Regions from separate parts of the Mus musculus genome. Here region 1 is linked to region 2. A link is a loop called in an ENCODE intact Hi-C map of the cell type or tissue named here. Cell type or tissue: heart. All regions are shown on one strand. Links, peaks and the distances in the headings refer to the core of each region. The heading gives the core; the rest is flanking DNA.

Region 1 (10,311 bases), core at 2,259-7,258, 560 kb after region 2:
AAACCAACCAGGATGCTTGGAAATAGTCTGGAAACATATATACAAAGCAGAAGTACATCCTTTCACCATATCAGATATTCCCATACAGCACATCCACTGCATCTATTTTACCCTAGAACTGTAACTTCCATGCTGAGTAAGTTCCTTGATGGCTTCCCTGTCTTTCATTTTGCTTCTTTGTCCGCTCAGGTCCTACAGAGTATTCAGTCAACAAGTGGTAGCTGTTCCATAAGTAACCAATAACATTCAAGTACATTTTATCTAAACTAAAAGTGACTGGGAATATCAGTAGTGTAAGAAAATGTAACATGAAAGACATTCTTTTAAGAATTATCAGAATAAAAATAGGTGCATGTGGTAGTTTGAATGAAAAAGGCCCTATAGGATGTTAGGGATTGGCACTATTGGGAGATATGGCCTTGTTGGAATAGATGTAGCATTGTTGGAGAAAGTGTGTCACTAGGAGTGGGCTTTTTGAGGTCTCAGAAGCTCAAGAAAGACCTAGTGTTTCTCACTCTTCCAGCTGCTGTGCATCCAAATGTAGAACTCTCAGATACTCTCCAGCACCATATCTGTTAGCATGCCACCATACTTCCCACCATGACAATAATGGACTAAATCTCTGAACTGTAAGCCAATCCCAATTAAATAGTGTCTTTTATATGAGTTGCTGTGGTCACAATGTCTAAGACAGTGAGTAAGGTAGAGATGAAAGGACTACATATTTAGATACAGAAGGTAATGCTCCAGCCCTCTGCCTGCCTTTCCTCTAAGCCTATGCGAGTTGAAGTCCCTAAAATCTCAAACATTTTTATTGAACATGAGATTAATTCTAGAGTTTTCTGGTTGCTTTTCTAGACATAACATTCAGTCAAGAAAAATATTCAAAGGGCATCAAATGAAAAGTGTTTTGAAAGGGGGTATTTAGCTAAAGTGAGATTCTGGGAACTACTCAAAAATGGGGCGCCTGGAGGCTTGTAAGATCACCATTACCATCCTTATGTCTAAAAGACCAGAGGAAGCCTATAAATTGCCTTCGAAGAGAGACCCATAGGAGCTCTTTTGATAAATGCACAGCTGTTTTCTAAAGGCATCCTGGAGAAGAAGGCAGTGAACACAATCTAGGCAATTCTTCCTGTTCTTAAATCTCCTAGCCTATGGGCATCTCCCATTGTCTGAACACCAAGTAAAGACTAGAACACAAGGCAGTACATAAAGTATCGTGAATGGATGAAGACATGGGCATGGAAGGGTGAGTAGAGAGTGAGTAAGGACAGTTGGCCTCTGGAGGAAGCCTTCTGCTCCCACTCAGCTGCAAGTGGGAGAGGGAGTGCAGCTATAGAAGACATCATAAACTTGGTAAGTCTTTATTCACTTATGAGGTGCCAGGAATCAAACACAGAGTCCCTGCATGCCAAAAAACAAACAAACAAACAAACAAACAAACAAACAACAAACAGCATGCCAAAGAAACAGCCTAAAAGAAACAGTTTAAAAGAATTAGTTCTTTAGCTTTACAATTCTTTTTTCTCTCTTTTCTATTTTGAATTTTTGCTTTTGATGAACTGCAATGCCATATAAGAGGAATAATTCTTCTTACTATTTGAATTATTAACAAATAACTTGCCAACCAACTAATTGACTTGAACGATAGCATCTCCCAGTCTGCTTCACAAGATAAGAACTATGTTAGGTGAGCATTATAGAGATTAAAATTCCAACTAATGATGCTATTTAGACAAGAGAAAACTTAGATTTTCATAGTATCATGTTATTTGGATTTTTAATTCACTATTTATCTAGTCCTGGGAACTCCTATCCCTCTGTTTTGGAATATGGAATAAACCCAGGTCTAAATTAAAATTTATCATTATATCAAATTCTTCAGGACAATGAATCAGACATACTTCTCAAAATTGGATCTGGTCTCTTTGTTTTTATTGAAGCAATGGCTAATTTAAAAAAGAAAAGAAAAAGTGTACACAGACAAAGAAGGTACTGTTTAAGGAATAAATTCATATACTATTCTATTTTCAGAATATTTATCTAGACTGAAATTGTAACTTGCTTTATTTCAATATCCTGTGTGGCTAACTGTTCCTGGAATATTCATTGCATTAAGCTCACACTCCGTTGGCCTCTTGACCCCCTCTAGGCAGAGGTATATCATGTGGAGGAAGGAAGAGAAGGGGCAGGCATACTGGGTCACTCCTTGGCATGATTACTCTGAAGAGTTCTTTTTAACAGTTTCCAAGGGTCATGCCATTCTTTAAAGAAAACAAGCAGAGAAAGCAGTATGCTGTAACTATGTAGAAATAGAATGAGAATCTGAAGGCCTCCATGGAGAAGGCTGTTTTTACTCAGTTACATATCAGGAAACCATTTCCTCAGATGACAGAAGATGTGTAGAGTTGTGTTAGCTGTGTTTTAAAGTGGACATATGATGCAATAGTTCATATAAGCTAAAGCTCAAATGGAAGACAACAGTTTCTGAATAAAGATATGGCCAAGGTCCACCAAAAGAGGGCAGCCTGTGTGAGGGGATGGTAAGGTGTCGTTCAAAGACCTGCAGCTCCACTAATGTCATACCCATGACCATTAGTATTCCCCAAAGAGAAAATGCCAAAAGTATCAATGACTATGTCTGAAATCATAGAATATACCATAGAAAGTTGAATAGCTGAGGGAAAATTGTCAATAAACACTGACTAGGAGCATAGTCAATACTTTCAATTGTTTGGTATTCGATATCATCAATGGAAGATGAGCTTTAATTTTTACTTTAACTTTTATTTTTAAATAACTTCTTATACAATATAGTTTGATCATATTCTTTTTCCTCCCCTAACTCCTATGACATCTTTGCTCCTCTCCCCTCCCTTCCTCAACTTCATATCTTCAAGTTCTCCCGCCCCCCTCCCTCCTTTCCTCCTCCCTTTCTCTGTAAAAACAAAATACTGACCACGTGTTCTTCCCTAGGAATGTAACTGATATATTCTTTGACTGCATTGAAGAAAACTATCCCTGCCCCCGGAAGCTGTCACTATGCAAATAGTTCCTTGTAAGACCTTGTGCAGGTCTTGTGCATGATGTCACAGTCTCTATGAGTTTATATGTGAATCAGCCCTATTGTGTCTAGAACCTGCTACCTCTTTGGAGTCAAGAGGGTTCATCAACCTTGGCTTCTACAATCTTTATGCTTCCTCTTTCATGTAGATCCCTGAGCATTGAGTGATGGAGTTTGATACAAAGGCACCATTTAAGGCTCAGCATTTCAAAGTTTCTCACTCCCTGAAAACTGTCCAGTTGTGGGTGTTAATTAGTATCTAGTGTCAGAAAAAGTTTCTGAGATGATAGATGAGCCATGCACTGATCCAGTATAACAACATGTTATTAGGAGTTATTTTATTTCTATGATGTTCATTTAACAGAATAATACTTCGTTTTATGCCCATAACCTATCTATTCTCAGGTTCTTGACAATATCAGACGCAGTTTCTATCTCATGGAGTGTGTCTAAATCTAATAAAAAAGTTGTTGGTTATTCCCATAACATCTGTGCTACTATTGCACCAGAGGGTATATCTTGAAGGCAAGCCACTGTTGTAGTTTACAGAATCTGTAGCTGGGCAAAATAGTAAAAATTTAAGATGTCATTAATTCAAGAATAATTCACAAAACATTAAACTACTAGGAAACTAAAAGTTGTTTTTCCAAGTTTCTAAAGAACATAAAAAAAAGAGGGCTTTATTTAGAGACAAAACAAATGCTTACACATGCACACACACACACACACACACACACACACACACACACGCACGCACACATCTTAAGGATTGACTATAAAAAATTCATAATATACTATTTAAACAGAAGGAGGGTACAAAGTGGGTAGTACTACTTTGTTAATGCATACAGGTTCACAGGAGCTCAATGAAAGTGCACTGGGCTAAAATACACAGATATATATAGAAATACTTGTCTTCCCACATGATTAGATAAAGATATTTTTCATTTTCTAAATTGTCTTCACCGTTGTGTACTGTTTTATAATAGTGAATTAATTAATACTTAATGGTATCAAGCCAAATAAATTTACTTTTAGAGAAGTACTTTTTTTCCAGTGACTAAGAAATGTAGCTATTCTGACTGAAGAGTGGAGGAGAAACCGCTAAACCTGGAATAATAGAACAAGGAAAGGGAAAAATTCACAGCTTGCAAAGCATCAGCTGAGGGCTCACGGGCACTCTCAAGTGTGCTGCAGAAATCCTCCATCGGAAAACCTGAACTCTCTAGAACTTCTGGCACGAGTGAAGGCATTGACATGTTTCAGATAGGTTTTTCAAAACCCATGAACATACTATCTCTTCTTCATGCATATCTGGGATGAGACCTGAGGTCAGGAGAGCAGGCATCTTTGCTGACACTGTATAGCATCTAGGGCAGTATAAGACCTGAGGGGACCCAGTGCACATTCTAGGGATGAAGGGTCCCACAGGAACATCTGTAGCCCTGCCTCTGTGCCCTGCACTTCTCACTGCATTAGCAAGGAGTTGACTCACAGCACGAATGTGTGGGACGCCAGAGATGACACAGAAAGGTTTCCAATGGAAGTCAAGCTATCATTGACAGAATGAACCTTGAACGCGTAGGAGCCAACACAAAACTTAGACAAGAATAGCTAATAAGGAAGGCTCTAGAAGGTCCCCCACGGTACCTAATTGGTAACCCCATCTTGACTTATGCGGGGATCTGAAGACAAAACCATAAAGATGTTCCGAAGCATTTGAAATGGCATTCTAAAAATGCCTCCGTGATAGCCACTCCAGCCCAAACAATCCTCGCTGCTTCCTATTGGGCAAAGCCGCCGCTCTTCATCTCAGGTTCCAAGCCCCTCCTGGAGCCCTTTGGTTTTGCGTCATCTGTAAGTCCACACAAGTCCTAAGACATGTGACTCAGCCTTACCCCTGAGAGGTCACAGACTTCCTACCCTGTGACAATGAATGAGAGAGACACTTGGCAATTAAATAGGTAATATCGAATCTATTGATGTAGATGGTTAACCCCAAAGTTCAAGGTTGGACCATGTTTTCTTATTCTGTATGATTTCTTCATGTTCCTTGTCCCTGTAAACCCTGTTTCTTTTCATCTCTTTACAATTTACATTTCAACTCCTTCCCCTCTTTTGTTTCCTGAGATGCTCTACACAAAGACTATTTTCAATGCAACTCAGGTGCTTTTACTATTGACACAGTCCAGAGAGAAGGCTTCTTCTATTGGAAGGTCTTGGCAGAGCCCTGGCTCCTCCGTGGTTGGTGTAATGCTGCCATCTGGTGGTTACTTTGACAAAATGCCTAAGGCATCTTTCCCTTGGGTAGGTAGGCCTGTTAGCTCAGTACAAAGGTGAAGTTTGCAGGCAGGGCTCACCCAGCTGAAATAGTAAAATCTAAATTCTAGAAGGCAGATTTGCACTGTAGAAGTTAATTTCTAGTTGCTATCAATGCTATCCATCACAGTCATGAATTGTGTAAACAGTGAGACTGAATTATAATAGTTAAAATGATGTTCCTTGGGAACTATCATTACATGTTCTTAGATTTACACATATACTATTGGGCATTAACCTCACTCGTCAGAAGCCCAATATAAGAGAATAACAGTTCCTACATAGGAGAGACAGAATCCAAAGCTGGTAGATGTGGCTATAAATCTGCCAGATGAGTCAGTTGGGTATTCTAATAGCGTGTTAGCTAAATATATTATGAGTTTAGCCTCTAGGAGCCATGGGATAGTCAGAGCTGGTGAACTATCAGTTATTGAGAGCAAAATGAAATCAAGCAGAGGTTTGGGTGGTGAGGGGTGTCATTTATCTAGTTTTGGTTTAGAACAGGGACCAATGAGAGGGGAAGTTTGTATGATAAAAATTTTCTAAAAGAAAAAGAAAACCTTCAGGAAGCAAGGTGGACAAAAACAAAACAAAAACAAAAATAAAAACAAAACAAGGCCTCCACTTAGCAGAGTGGACCAAAGCTCCTTGGGAGAAGGTTCCCAGAAAAGGTCCGCTGGCATAAGCTCCAGTTCTCCTAGGCGTGGCCTGGCAGGCTTCAGGGACTGGGTGGGATGGCCCCCTGAGATAGCGCTGCTTCCATTACTCTTCAAAAGCCATGTTCTTGTACCGGAAGTCAAGCCCTCCTGCCTGGGTGTTACCTTGAGGATGTAGCAGTGATAAACGATACTCATTTGTATCTGTCTGTTTGCTTAATAATCCATCATAGCTATCCCAGACTAGGGGATTTCTCATACTTTATCTCTTTTAACTACTACAGCCCTAAGGGGAAGTTTAAAATGAGGAAATCGAGAACTTAGCTGCTGGTAGTCCCTGAAAACACTTTATAAGGGGCAAAGATCTTAGTCTCCTAAAGAAACTAAGCCATCTGTAAATTGCCCCACACATTTCTTATGTCTCTTAGAATGATTCAGGATGTACACATTTGACTTCTAAAGCAAACAAAAACTGAAAATCCTGTTCGTGAGAGCATCATGCTCAACTCTGTTGTTCAGTCACACCATGAAAGGGAAATCTCGGTTTGGTCTTTTGTTAAATTTAATTAAATTTGAGAGATATCACTTGAGTGAGATTTAGCAATTGTGTGTCATTTTACAGGGATACAGTTAATGAAATGTAACTGTTGTCAATACCACAAATACACACCCTTTAGAACAAATGACTCCTACAGTGTAAAGACACATCACATTGTGCCTGTAGCTGTTTACAGTACGTCCTCCTACTCAGAAAAGCTCCATCTATCTGCAAACCTTAAACTGTAACTATTACAAATGTGTTGAATATATGAAAGATGTAGACTTTTATCTTTGCTGTTCTTTAAGCAACTTTTATATACCATTTAAATTATAGTAGGTATTGTAAATAATCCAAGATGATTTTAAGACGGAAGGACAGTTGCGCATACGTCACATGCAAATATCGTGGTATTTTGTGTGAGAGATTTGAGTAGCTGCAGTTTTTACTATTCTGAGGGATGGAGTTCCATGAAACCAGTCACCTACAGATCTCAGGACCAAAAGTATTTCCATTTGGATCAGGTTGTTAGAGACTAACCAGTTTATGGACAGATTTTGGCTTAGTGGCAGAACATTGCTTCCTCTGAGCATGGCAAGGATAATAGCAGCCATCAGCCATCATACATCACACTGATGGCTCCTGCTCCAGAACAAGAATCTTGAAAATTGTTCTGGAAAAGTGAGTAGCAATAGTGTCCAGGTGATGCCTAAAACACTTCACTAAAGCAAGTGGCTCCACATCCTGTTTTGCCTCCCCTGCCCTGAGTCTTAAATCCTCTTACTTAGGAATTTTCTCTCTTGATGCTATAGGCCAGGGGTGATGAAGGAGATGTGGAAGTTAGTCCTGCTTACTGAATATCTACAGTCAGGGCCTCCTGAGGTGAAACAGGCTGTCGGGGGACCTAAAGCACATATGGTAGCTTGAAGTAGGAAGCTCATGTAGAAAGTGTTCAGGGATGGTCTGCTCACTTACCTGATGAGTAGATGGGCTCTATGTAAAGTAGTCAGGGCATTGTGTGAAAAATATTAGAAAATCTACACAAAGCTTTTACACTGTTATTATAACAATTATCACATAATTTACAAACATTACATAAATTACAAAATAGGTGATTTACTTCCTAACTTCAAAAGTACCCGGAGAAGTTGTTTTGTTTTGTTTTGTTTTGTTTGTTTGTTTGTTTGTTTGTTTTTTCAAGACAGGGTTTCTCTGTATAGCCCTGGCTGTCCTGGAACTCACTTTGTAGACCAGGCTGGCCTCGAACTCAGAACTCCTCCTGTCTCTGCCTCCCAAGTGCTGGGATTAAAGGCGTGCACCACCACGCCCAGCTACCTGGAGAAGTTTTTTAAAATAATATTTTTATTTTATTACTTTTTGAAATTTCATACATCTATGCAATGTATTTCGATCCTATTCACTCACCACCTCTCTTCAGTGTTCCCTAGGATCCACCCCATCTCATTTCTTTTGTTGTTGTTAGAAACTCCCTGAGTCCAACTAATGCTGCCCACATGCAGACATCATCTTCTCTCCCCATTCTCCTTCTCTCCACTAAAACTTTAACCTTGAAAATTACCCCACTTGCCTTTCATGTTGTCTATGTTCAGCTGACAAGTTATAATGCTGGTTGAATTTGATTTTAACAAGATCAACCAGCTCTTAAATATGTGACACAAATTAAGTATTATAAAATAAATCTCTATAAATATGTGACATACAATAAGACAAAAAGGCCACCAAAAGATTGGGAAAGGATCTTTACCTATCCTAAATCAGATAGGGGACTAATATCCAATATATATAAAGAACTCAAGAAGGTGGACTTCAGAAAATCAAATAACCCCATTAAAAAATGGGGCTCAGAACTAAACAAAGAATTCTTACCTGAGGAATACCGAATGGCTGAGAAGCAACTGAAAAAATGTTCAACATCCTTAATCATCAGAGAAATGCAAATCAAAACAACCCTGAGATTCCATCTCACACCAGTCAGAATGGCTAAAATCAAAAATTCAGGTGACAGCAGATGCTGGCGAGGATGTGGAGAAAGAGAAACACTCCTCCATTGTTGGTGGGATTGCGAGCTTGTACAACCACTCTGGAAATCAGTCTGGCAGTTCCTCAGAAAACTGGATACAGTACTACCGGAGGATCCAGCAATACCTCTCCTGGGCATATATCCAGAAAATGTCCCAACCGGTAAGAAGGACACATGCTCCACTATGTTCATAGCAGCCTTATTTATAATAGCCAGAAGCTGGAAAGAACCCAGATGCCCCTCTACAGAGGAATGGATACAGAAAATGTGGTACATTTACACAATGGAGTACTACTCAGCTATTAAAAAGAATGAATTTATGGAATTCCTAGGCAAATGGATGGACCTGGAGGGTATCATCCTGAGTGAGGTAACCCAATCACAAAGGAACTCCCACAATATGTACTCACTGATAAGTGGATATTAGCCCAGAAACTTAGGATACTCAAGATATAAGATACAATTTGCTAAACGCATGAAACTCAAGAAGAACGAAGACCAAAGTGTGGACACTTTGCCCCTTCTTAGAAATGGGAACAAAACACCCATGGAAGGAGTTACAGAGACAAAGTTTGGAGCTGTGTCAAAAGGATGGATCATCTAGAACTTGCCATATCCAGGGTTCCATCCCATAATCAGCTTCCAAACGCTGACACCATTGCATATACTAGCAAGATTTTGCTGAAAGTACCCAGATATAGCTGTCTCTTGTGAGACTATGCCGGGGCCTAGCAAACACAGAAGTGGATGCTCACAGTCAGCTATTGGATGGATCACAGGCCCCCCAATGGAGGAGCTAGAGAAAGTACCCAAGGAGCTAAAGGGATCTGCAACCCTATAGGTGGAACAACATTATGAACTAACCAGTACCCCAGAGCTCTTGACTCTAGCTGCATATGTATCAAAAGATGGCCTAGTCGGCCATCACTGGAAAGAGAGGCTCATTGGTCTTGCAAACTTTATATGCCCCAGTACAGGGGAACGCCAGGGCCAAAAAGTGGGAGTGGGTGGGTAGGGGAGTGGGTGGGGGGGTATGGGAGACTTTTGGGATAGCATTGGAAATGTAAATGAGGAAAAATATCTAATAAAAAGTATAAAAAAAATACATTGTATGAAATTCCCAAAGAACCAATATTTAACATATTGTTTTTAAAAAAATTCAACTGTATCAAAAATAGCAATAAATTTAGTATGTGGGTGTCTAAAAAAGAATATGTGACATAAATTATCATAAAATAAATCATAAAAATTATTTATTTTTATTTATTTATTATTTATAAATATTTATTATTTTCATTGATAGTTAACAACAAATATTCTATTACTAGTATTAAATGTTCTATAAAAATTGAATGTTATACTTGGGTGTTTACTTGATTGGCTCTTTCCCTATAACCTGCTCTATGTTATAATAATTCTTATTTTCATACACTCAAAGGGTTTTTGTAATAAGCCCATTGCTATATTATTATCATTTTTGTTAACATAGTCAATTTCCCCCCAAAGTAGGGATCAAACACAGAATTTTAACAATGCTAGGCAACTGCTCAACCACTGGGTTTGCCCCCAGTCTTCACTTATCTTTGAAAGGAGTTAAACCTTTTTAAATGTGTGTTTGATGCTTCCTTTCAGGCTTTTCACAGTCTGGCCTCCAAAGGAGTCACTTCCCTATTTTCCCAGGATTATTTTC
Region 2 (10,311 bases), core at 1,714-6,713:
CCCTTCTCTGCATCTGCTTTCTCCAGGTCCCCGTATATCAACCTTCGACTTTCTCAGTTCCTGCATCTGCTCCCATCTGTTCTTTCTTCCCATCTAGGGCTATTGCCCAAGGCCCAGAGAAACCAATAAACTTGTACACGAGTGATCCACAGTTGAGTCAATGTGGCTCCGAAGGGGCGCTCTTGTCAGCAGCCATTATTTGCACTTCCGGTGCATTCCTCATCCCTTGGCTCCAGCTGCCTCATTGCCATTTGTCTCTATATGAATTCTCATGTTTTATTTATTTTTTAAAAGCACTCTCTTTTGTCCCAAACCCCTCCTCCTCCCCTCCTCTCACAGGCAGAGATGCAAATCGCTTTTCTGTCTTGTATGCGTGGAGTGTGCCACATGTCTGGATTTGGCTGTAAATAAATGCTATCTGTTATGTGTCTCATCCTTCCACTAATGTTTTCCCCAAGCACTGTGCTTTTAAGGGCTCCGCTGCACTGCTGAGGGTACATCTGGTCTCCTGTTTTGACTACACTGGGTCACCTGACACCATTGCCCTTGGGTTACCCAGCCCCTTCCCTCTAGGTAAGCACCCATCTGTCTGTCCTTCCAAGGACTGTAAGACAAGCCTCTCTCTGGGACTCACACCAGGAAGGGAGCCCCGGGGTATCACACCTCGCTTTGTAATGATTTGGTTATACCACATTGCAGGCTTGCGGATTAGCAGCCTAGCCGCCCTTGCATTCGACAGTGCTTGTAGCCCCACTAGCGTCTGGCATTCTCCTTCCACTTAATGCTTACAAGCTAAATGGGTGTAAAGCGGCAGCCTTTTCCTTGATGTCAAACAAGTGTGAACAGTTCCTCTTGTGCCTGTTATCCTTCTGAGCTTGTTCTGGAAGTCGCTGGTATCTTTGTCTGAGGCGTGGGGGAAGCCTTAGCTCCATTTATCTCTCCTTTGTTCCTCTATTTGTGTCCTGGCTTCGTTACTTTTTTTTTTTTTTAATCACCACGGGAAAAAAATGAGGGAAAGAGAATTTATTTTTGCTCACAGTTTGAGAGGGTACAGCTCACCATGGTGGGCAAGGCATGGCTGGGGAACAGTTCACATCTGGAGCAGCAGGGCTGCATGACAGTTGGTTTCCCTGCATCAGCATTTGGGAGGGTGGGAGCTCTGGCCGGAACCAGAATCAGGCCAAAACCCATAATGCCCTTTCTCCAGGAACCGACCTCATCCACTAAGGACTTACTCTGACTCTGCTACAGTCTCCCTGGACAGTGCTTTCCAGGGACCAAGTGTTCGAACATGAGCTTATGGGGGAGGGGATATTTTCCATTCCAATACTAGTGTATGCCCTCCTATGTCCCACCCTACTGCTAGCTGCCCTCACTAGATGTGGTTCCCTTTACATCTTCATTCCCCATCATCTTCCACCCTCCTTGGCAGGAGGAAGGAGAAACAAATGGGTGCTGTCCTTAGGGACATGTTTGCTGACTGATTGGGGTAGAGGGTTTCAATTGGACAGGAAGAAGTATACGTAGTGTTAGATCAGTCACAAACCCTTTTCAACTTGGTCTACCTCAGCAGCTATGCTCTGTGGAGCCTACTGCATGCTAGCAGGAAGCCCTGTCCCACTCCACAGCCCTCCTCATAGATTTCTCCTGCTGCCCTAAGAGCTCAGCCCTTCCCTTCTAGCTGGCCCTACCCGAGTGGGCTGATGGCCAGGTGCTAGTCCCCTTGTTCTGAGTTTGCTTGTGACTCTGGGATGCCCCATTATCCTAGGCAGGATCCGCTCATCCTCCACGGCCGTCTTTCCTATCCGGGTGTCCTTTCCTATGTACTGGGAATGGGAAGGCTAGCCTGATGGTGTGCAGGTGTGTCTGATGGAGGATGATGACGTTTTTCCTCTCACATTTAGGAGGATTCCTGAAAAGGGTGCAGCTATACAAAGCCCATGATTTCCTGCTATAGGGCTTTTGCCTTGGCAGGTGTCAGGCAAATGTCAAAATCAGTATGGTCCTGCCTGAAAGCCACTGTACATTGCTCCTTTTAGTCTCAGATCACATAACTAATTAACAATCATTACTATGTTTTGGGGCACCGAAGGAATTACAAATGAAATAAAAACCAGCTATATTCATACACAAAGACATAGGTCTTAAGATTTCTTGTTTCCTGAAAGGTTTTTTTGCTTTGCATTTTAGAAACATCTTGGTGTCACAATGCATTTGTCAGTTTGTTTCTCGTCTTTATGCTTGAAAAAAAATAACATTCAAAGACAATAAGCACATGGAAGGATGGTCAGCATCAGTAGTCATGAGGAAAATGCAGATAAATCCACACTGAGATATGGTCACACCTAGGATACGGGAGGCAATGGGAAAAAATAGACAAAAACAAATGTTGGTAAGGACTGGTAACGGAGAGACTGGAACTCGCACATTACTGGTGGGAGTGTAAAAAGGCCCCCTGCCTGTTTGATAAAATGTTTTCCTGTTTCTCAAAAGTGCTAACCTTGCGTTACCTCATGAAAGCACTCCTAAGCATGGGTCAGGAGAACCAGAAACAAAACCAGAAAAACACTTGTATATGAACGTTCCTAACCTCTCGTCCTCTGACTGGTACATTACAGTATAGGCAGACAATGGAATGCTAATTCTGTCAGAAAAAGCTCCTACATACACAGACCCCCCAGGACACTGCTCCGTGAATGAAGCAAGTTCTGATACTTCCATTGGCACAAGATGTCCAGCATTGTTAAAACAAATGTAAGGCTGTTGTGGCTGAGGGAGAGGCATGGAGGTGACTGCTAATAGCCGAGAGTTCTAAAGTGACTGATTCTAAAACTGGATTGCGATGATTATGACTATACAGAAAACCACAGAATAGTAAGTACACTCTAGAAGGATGATTTTTCTGTCTGTGCATTATATCTCAATAAAACTGTTACCTAGGAATGAGTAAGTGGGTTGATGAGAGGCTCAGCAGGCCAAGATCCATACTTCATAAGTCTGGGGAGCCATGTTCTATCTCTGACATTTATGGAGAAGGTGGAAGGAGAGAACCAATCCAATATTCTCTGCTCTTCTAACCCATGTGGCACCACGGCACACGTGTTCCTTCCCTGAGCTCTTAAAAACAGTGATTAGTGGATGCTGCTGCAGGACATCTGGAGACATTTTTTTTTTCTGCCATGAAGTTTGCAGAGTCTCTATTGATGTCCTTTATTTAGCTGAAGGTTATTTATGAACTTGGTGAAGCCTTCCTCCTCCTCCTCCTCCTCCTCTTTTTCCTCCTCCTCCCCTTCCTTTTCCTTCTCTTCCACCTTCTTCATCCTCTCCCTACTCTTTTCTCTTCCTTTTAAAGTGAATATCTGTGGTGACAGACTCTCTTGCATGAAATTCTTTGTGAACATTTAAAGGCGGGGGTGGGGGTAGGGGTGGGGGTGGGGGTGGGGGTGGTGTGTGCTCAGAATGAACAGAGATTCCAGAGTCAATTCTCCTAGACTCAGGATTCTTGCACTAATGCAGACTGTTCCCTGGCAAAGCTGGTCTAGTGCATTTTTGCACGACAGTGACAACATGATGGATTTTCTGCACCGTTCCCATGGAAACACCTTCCATTAACACTTACTGGTATTGCCACTGCTGGTCGAGTTATTGCAGTGCTGTTGGCTAACGGTTAGTGTTAGCTTGGTTAGTGTTAACATTAGTGGTTAGTTAGTGGTGAATAGTCAGTGTTAGCAGTTAGAGTGTCTAGAGTTATGTTAGTGTTGAGTGTTAGGAGTTAATAGGGTGTTAGTTGCTAGTTAATAGCTGGTGGCAGTAAATGCTACTTAGTGGCTAGGTAGCACTTACTTTGAAGCTTATGATGTCAGTTGTGGTGGAATCACTGGCTTTAGGAATTATGTAGCTGCTCCTAGGGGTTTTATTGTGGTTACTTCTTGGTCCCTTCTGATTTTGTTATGAGCCTTAAATCCCTACTATAATGCACACTATGACAGGTCTCTGTAGACTTAGAATATGTCTGTACATGCAAGTCCATGGCTAAGCTCTTGACTTGCAAACTCTTTCTATGAGTCTTGGCTTTTTCTCTGTGGCAGGAGAGGCTGAGTAGAAGGTGATGTCTAAGGGTTTTCATGAGGGGCACTAAACGGTCTAGGGTATAGTTCAGCAGTGGAACCTGTGTCCGGGAAGGGCACTAAGTCAGAGGAGAAAAAGCAATGCTCGTTCTGGCCACCAGGTGGCATATGAACTGTGTCAAGAGTGGGATCTCCTTGAAGGAGGTCCTGATCTAGACAGGAAAGAGGCCTCCCAGGATCAGGCCTGGGGCTTAGCAAGTCTAAAAGGCTGGGGGAAGAAGAGGCTTCTGGGCTGGGAAAGGAGGGAACTGGAAGAAGGGGAGGGCTGTCTGAGAGACCACCCTCGCTGGGTTAGATATGTATAAGGAGACAGAGAGGGAGAAAGGAAGGAAGAGAGGGAGGGAGGAAGAAGGAGAGGGGGAGGGAGAGAGAGAGAGCACCTATCAACTGGGAGCAATAGAAGAATTAGTGTTCCCATGGGGGTCTCTGTGCAAGAGTCAGGCTGTAGGGAGTTTCCTGGGCGTGTCCTCTTTTGGGAGAAGTCTTCTTCCATTTTCCAACCCACATGCTTCTCTCAGCACCTCTCTTCAGGTCCTGAGAGGAGTTTTGCATGGAGGTAGGAAGAAAAGAAGGGAAGGAAGGAAGGAAGAAAAGGAGGGAGGAAGGAAAGGACTTTCCTTGATGCTTCCGTTTGCTCCTAGGAATTTGGAAAGAGCCTCGTGCTAGGACCTGAGGTTGGATGTGAATGACTAGGCAGAGAGGGCATGGGTGAGGGCTAGAGAGGGACGCTTGGACCAGGCACTTGGCTGACTGTGTATCTGCATGGGGATCCCTCCTGGCTCTGCTACTCAGGCATGTAGACTGTGGATGATTTCATTGCTGGGAGCCAGGCTGTGAGAAGGCATGTGGGGGATTTACATTCCCCTGGGACTCTCTTGGGTTTGTTCTTAAATTATTCACGTGAAGCTCCCTGTTCCTTCATTAGGTGCAGAGAATTTAGGGATGTCTGTTTCACTTTCCACTCTGCAGGAACATGATTCTGTCAAGTTCCATGGATGGGGAAAGTTTGGGTCCTGCCCCTGCTGTTTTATACCAGCAGGGCTGAGACAGCAAGTCCTGCACTGCGGCCTGGATCCTCCTCAGGTAGCAAGTGCCTTCCAAGCAGGCTGACCAATCAACCGCTAATGTGACAGATGATCAGTACAAGGAGACAAATGGCCACTGTATCGACTGTACTAGCCCCAAGTATACAAATGGGAAGTAAAATGTAGACAGAACAAGGCTCAGAAATACCAGACCTAGTGTGGAGATTTGTATTGAAGGCTTCCTATAGGATGCATAGCTAAGCTAAGTTAGACCATGAATTTGAGTTGGCTAGGTGAAGAAGCAGTATGTGCAAAGGCCCTGTTGCAGGGAGGAGCTTGGCACTGAGGGGACTAGAAAGAGGTACAGTGAATGAGTTTCAGTGACAGAAGGGGAAGTTGACCAAGACTGCAGTGGGGTAGGCCAGGCTACACCCAGATCTCAAAGTGCCAGGAGAGCCGCAAGAAGCTATCAAAAGTGTCTATCAACAATACAAAAATGTATAACAAACCTTACACATTTAAAATAGGCTCCCCCCACCCCTGTTCATGTATTTAGACTGAAATTTAGGCAAAGGGCTCTACTGAAAGCCCCGGGGTCTAAACTGGAGCCTCTAACTAGGAAGTTTAAAGCATGGTAGTTTAAAGCACAAGGCCAGACTCAATAGTGTCTAAGTTCGGGTTTTATTGCTGTGAAGAGACACCATAACCAGGACAACTCTTATAAGGAACAGCATTTAATTGGGACTGGCTTACAGGTTCAGAGGTTCAGTCCAATATTATCCTGGCAGGAAGCATGGCAGCATCCAGGCAGGCACGCGCTGGAGGAACTGAAAGTTCTATATCTTGTTCTAAAGGCAAACAGGAGGAGACTACTTACTGTCTTCCAGGCAGCTAGGAGGAGGTCTCAAAGCCCACCCCTATTGTAACAGACTTTCTCCAACAAGGCCACGCCTCCTTACAACAAGACCACACCTCCCAATAGTGCTATTTCTTGGGTCAATCATATCCAAACCTCCACAAAAGCTGTAAACAGTGGCAGTTAACTTGTGAAGTAGCGTTTCTCAGAGGTTTCCTGGGATGTGTGTGGAGATGGAAGGGAGAGAGTTTCAGATGAGAGTGGCAGTCAGTCTGAACAGATCTACAGGGACAGAGAGCCATGAAATGCCCAGTGAGGTGGACATGAGGTATCTTGGGGCTGCAGGGAGAAGTGGGGTTGAAAGAGATCTGGTTTGGAGTTGGAGATCATGGCTGTTGGAATATGACTGGGTTTCAGCAACAAGAGCACAGGCCAAGCCACCTCACGAGGAACAACACCAGCTTGACTTCCTTTAGGGTCTGACTGGGAAGTCGGAGTCTCCGAGGAGGCTGAGAAGGAACAGCCAGAGAGGTGGGAGGGAGAGCAGATGAACGTGGAATTATGGGGCCAAACAAAGAGTGTGGTAAGGAGTTTCTGGCGAAGGGTCTGAGCACTGCTGAGCAGCCTTTCAAGAGGAGGCTGGAGGCGCATCCAGGATTTGGCAGCACCGCGCACAGCAAGAGCAGATTTGGCAGGGGATTGGCAGACGTGGGTAGCCAGACGGAAGGGTACTGAGAAGTGAATGGGCCGTGGGAAAGTGGGGGCAGTGTGTTCAGCAGCTCTTGACTGAAGTGTGCCTGGGACAGGAGGGGACACTGTAGGTAACAGGAGGCAATTCTGGGTCCAAGTGGATCCAAGCAGGTGTGACTGTACTTGGCTCTGAGAGAATAGGGCACATGTGTCATTCAGGTGGAGATAGATCACTGGTGGAGGAGGGTGTGGTGCAATCAAATGAAGGTTGCAGGGGACTGAGGAGGACTAAGAATCCAAGTGGGAGCACGGCTGGGAAGAGGGTATTTGCCTAAAGGGAGTAGCAGAAACTCATGGGGCTTGGCATGAGAATTGGTAGAGAGAAGTGGGCTACTGGCTCCGAATTCACCATGATGGCTAGGTTCATGGTTGGCTGGAGTTTGGGTGATAGGAGCATATAGAGATGGGAAAGTATAGTAACTGGAGGGTAAAAAATAGGAGAGGAGGGCACATGGGTGACTGATGACCAGTCAGTATTAATAATCTGGGAACCTCAACTAGAGAAGGCAGGGTTAGCCTTTCTCGGAGACAAGACATAAGAGACTTGGCTCTATTTGCAAGAGAGCATATGCAGTGGGCATGGAGCTGAGGGGAAGGATGCAGACTGAATGGGACGTGGACCTGGGAGGTTTAGTGTCAGGGTGGAGTAGCAAGCTGAGGAGGAACCCTGGGAGGAGAGGAGGCTCTGTGCATGCAGCTGGGTCCTGGGGTCCTGATAAAGCAAAAGAAGAGACTGCGGGGAGTTGGGGGCATTGTGGAGACAAGGAGAGAGAAGACTAGTAGGGTACTGACCATTTGTCTGGGCATTTCTGTCAGCCAAGGTGAAGGTTGGGGCTTGAGGGACTAGGAGAACTTGGGCCAGAGTCTCCTGAACTCTGGGGCACCTTCAGAGGTCCAGGAATCTCAAGAGGTGGGACTCAACATGGGAGGGATAGCAAAGAGAGAGATAGGGCCAGGATGGAGAGGACCCGGGAGAGCTGCAATTGCTATAGGAAGCCTGTGTCTTGAAGCTTGTGTCTAGAAGCCTGTGATGCCTTTAGCCTGTGGCTTCAGGGGCTCCCAGAGGCCCCACGCCTGGAGCCCTTATGTGGTGTTGGAACATAACAAGAAGCAGCAGGGTTGGATTTATTTTTTCAGTCAGCTCTGATTGGCTCACTCATGTGTATGAACCTCTTCCTGTGGACAGTGCTCTTTCTGGCTGGCTCGCAAGCTTACGCTCATCTCAGCTCTCCATTCTTCCCTCTAGGAGGCTCCAGTTCCCAGATTCAGGGCAATGAAACCAGAATAGCACACACAGCAGCTGTGCTGCCTCAATAATACAAACATCTGGGTCCTGGGGCTGCCAGAGTGGCTGGAGCCTTTCTGCATGCAGACAGCCAACATCTTCCTAGTTAGAATTTCCCCCTGCCCCTACTTTCTCTTTCTTGTCCTCTCTTCCCCTCGAGGTCATTCTAACCCAGGTAGTGTGTTGTTACATGATACGTGATGAGAATGTGTGGCGCTCTCCCTGCCTCTCAGTGAGGAGAAGCAGGTGGGTAGCATACGTGTTCACAGATTCTTTTGGGGCTCTGGCTTCCCTGCAGCAAGTAGGTGGGTCCGCGAGCCTCCCTCCCTCAGAGGCATTGCATAAGCAGCCGCAGCCCTGAGTACATTCCCATGGTTACCGGGCTGGGAAAGGCTGGCCGAGATGGCATCGCCATGGCACCGGCATGGTCCACAGCTCTGCTGGGCGTGGCTCTGGTATGTGTAGCTCTGGTCTCTTGCTGGACAGATGGCCTTCACAGAGGGCCCTCCCAGACATCCAGTGGCCTTGGATATCATGATGTGAGGTAAGCAGACAGGAGCAGTCTGGGTGGAATTTGAGGGCTTCTCATGTCCTCACAGAAGGCCTTCAGTGGCTCAGCCAGCAGCCTTGCTGTGCGGTAGCTCTGAAACCAGTTTTTCCTCATCAAGGGCTCAGCACAGACCAGATGGGCCAAGCCACAGCTCTGCCCATTGCCTACACCCCCTTGGAAGCCCCTTACTCAAGCCCATAGGAATGAGGAATATGGAGCCTGGGCTCCATAGCCATCTGTGTTTGGCCACCCTCAGGCAGGCTGTGCCCAGGGATGCTACAGTCAGGGATAAGATCTTCAGACCTAGGCCTGTCTGGGGGACACAGGAGAAGAAGGGCATGTGAAATGGGTGGTCGAGCTGTCAATGCAGCTGTGGGGATGGCTTGAAAGGAGAAAGTCGGAAAAAGGGGCTGGCAAGAAGGCAGAGGCAAAATTCTGTGTGTCTCTCCATGATCATGTCTGCATATGAAGGCTCAAAGCTAGTCTCTGTGGTGCTAGAGCACAGGAAACTCCATGTAGAAGGTAGTTGGATGGGGAGCAAAGATGCCGTGTGGGGCCCGGGGAAAGCTCAGTAGGCATTCCTCCTATAGGGACACCACCAAGTAGTTCCCTGAAGCTCAAGCTTGCGTCTGTGATTGTCCTATAAGATGTCCCACAAAGGGTCACCCAGTTCTTCCAGCCAACCAATAAGGATCATCCAAATCATTCTAACCAGGGTGATGTCCTAACCCATCCTCTTGTCACAGTTTTCCGTGTGTAAGTCACATCATGCTGCATCAGACTCCATGCAGACCCTAAACTGAGACTCTCTTGTCCTTCACAGCCCATGTAACAAATAGGGACAAAATAAACCTTATCACCTCCCTGACGTGACATTTGTTTTTAAAGTAGGACACCTGGAACAAAAAAGCAGAGTGTCCTCTCATTTGGCTGAGCACTGTGTGTCAAGCCTCTCAAATGGTCCAGAATGTCTGTGAACGTGCAGTAAGTGTCAGCTCTGGAGCTAGCCAGCCAGGAAGTCCTATACAGCAAGGACCAGCTATACATTATCGAAGCATTCCATTTATATGGCCAGTCTTCCCTCTGCTTCACTTACAGCCATATCCACAGATGGAGTGGGTCCTAGTCATGATCCATAGCAGATGTCTGTCTTCAACTGTTTTGTGTTGCTAGGACAAAATGCTTGAAGTTGAGTAATTCGTAAAAACCAGGCATGAGATTAACTCACAGTTCTAGGTGCCCAAGAACATGGGGACATCTCAGATTTGGTGAGGACCTCTAGGTTCCTCAACACGTGGTGGATGCATCACACTGGGAGCACATGCGGAAGGGTGTGTGTTTGAAGACTTCACAGGGCAAGGCAGAAAGGGGAGTCTGAACACCAGGAACAGCTTTGTAGCACCCCATTCTCTTAAGAATTAGCTCATTCCCCAATATCAGTATTAGTTCTTTCCATGAGTAGTTCTGACTTAATTACATGCCACATGGCTCTACTTTCTAATACCTCCTCAACTCTAACACTGCCACCCCGGGATCTTCCAGCACATGTTCTTCCTGGGACACTGTCGAGCCATGGAAGCACCGGCATGAACACACAGAGTGCTTATGAGGAAGGGGATAAGGCGTTGCTTTCTAGTGCTAGCCTGGAAAGCCTAGGGGAGAGAGAAGAGAAAGATTCTGGCAGGAAGGGGAGGGTCCCTGAGAAAAGCCCTTGTCCC

Evidence for each region. A loop is a pair of places that touch in the nucleus more often than their neighbours do. Peaks named below come from ENCODE experiments on the same cell type or tissue, not always from the same donor. Only the 100,000 strongest peaks of a DNase experiment are listed, where the experiment ranks them.
Region 1: a loop joins it to region 2, with 3 times the contacts of the local background. A loop is called at or near these places in 6 of 42 quality-filtered maps.

What each region holds. Positions count from the first base shown.
Region 1 is chr6:55,945,589-55,955,899 of GRCm38, forward strand. The region is part of intron 9 of Itprid1 (ITPR interacting domain containing 1); the gene reads left to right. Among named protein-coding and RNA genes, the nearest start is that of Ppp1r17, 67 kb to the right of the region's middle. In heart, for the core only: a CTCF peak has its summit at 5,330 (motif pointing left); no DNase peak of the experiment used is centred there.
Region 2 is chr6:55,388,387-55,398,697 of GRCm38, forward strand. Ghrhr (growth hormone releasing hormone receptor) reads left to right here. Exons shown (of 13, transcript NM_001003685.3): 13 at 1-144. 6430584L05Rik (RIKEN cDNA 6430584L05 gene) reads left to right here and starts at 8,501. Exons shown (of 4, transcript NR_046179.1): 1 at 8,501-8,587. In heart, for the core only: a CTCF peak has its summit at 4,207 (motif pointing right); a DNase peak (open chromatin) is centred at 4,225; H3K27me3 peaks cover 4,411 bases.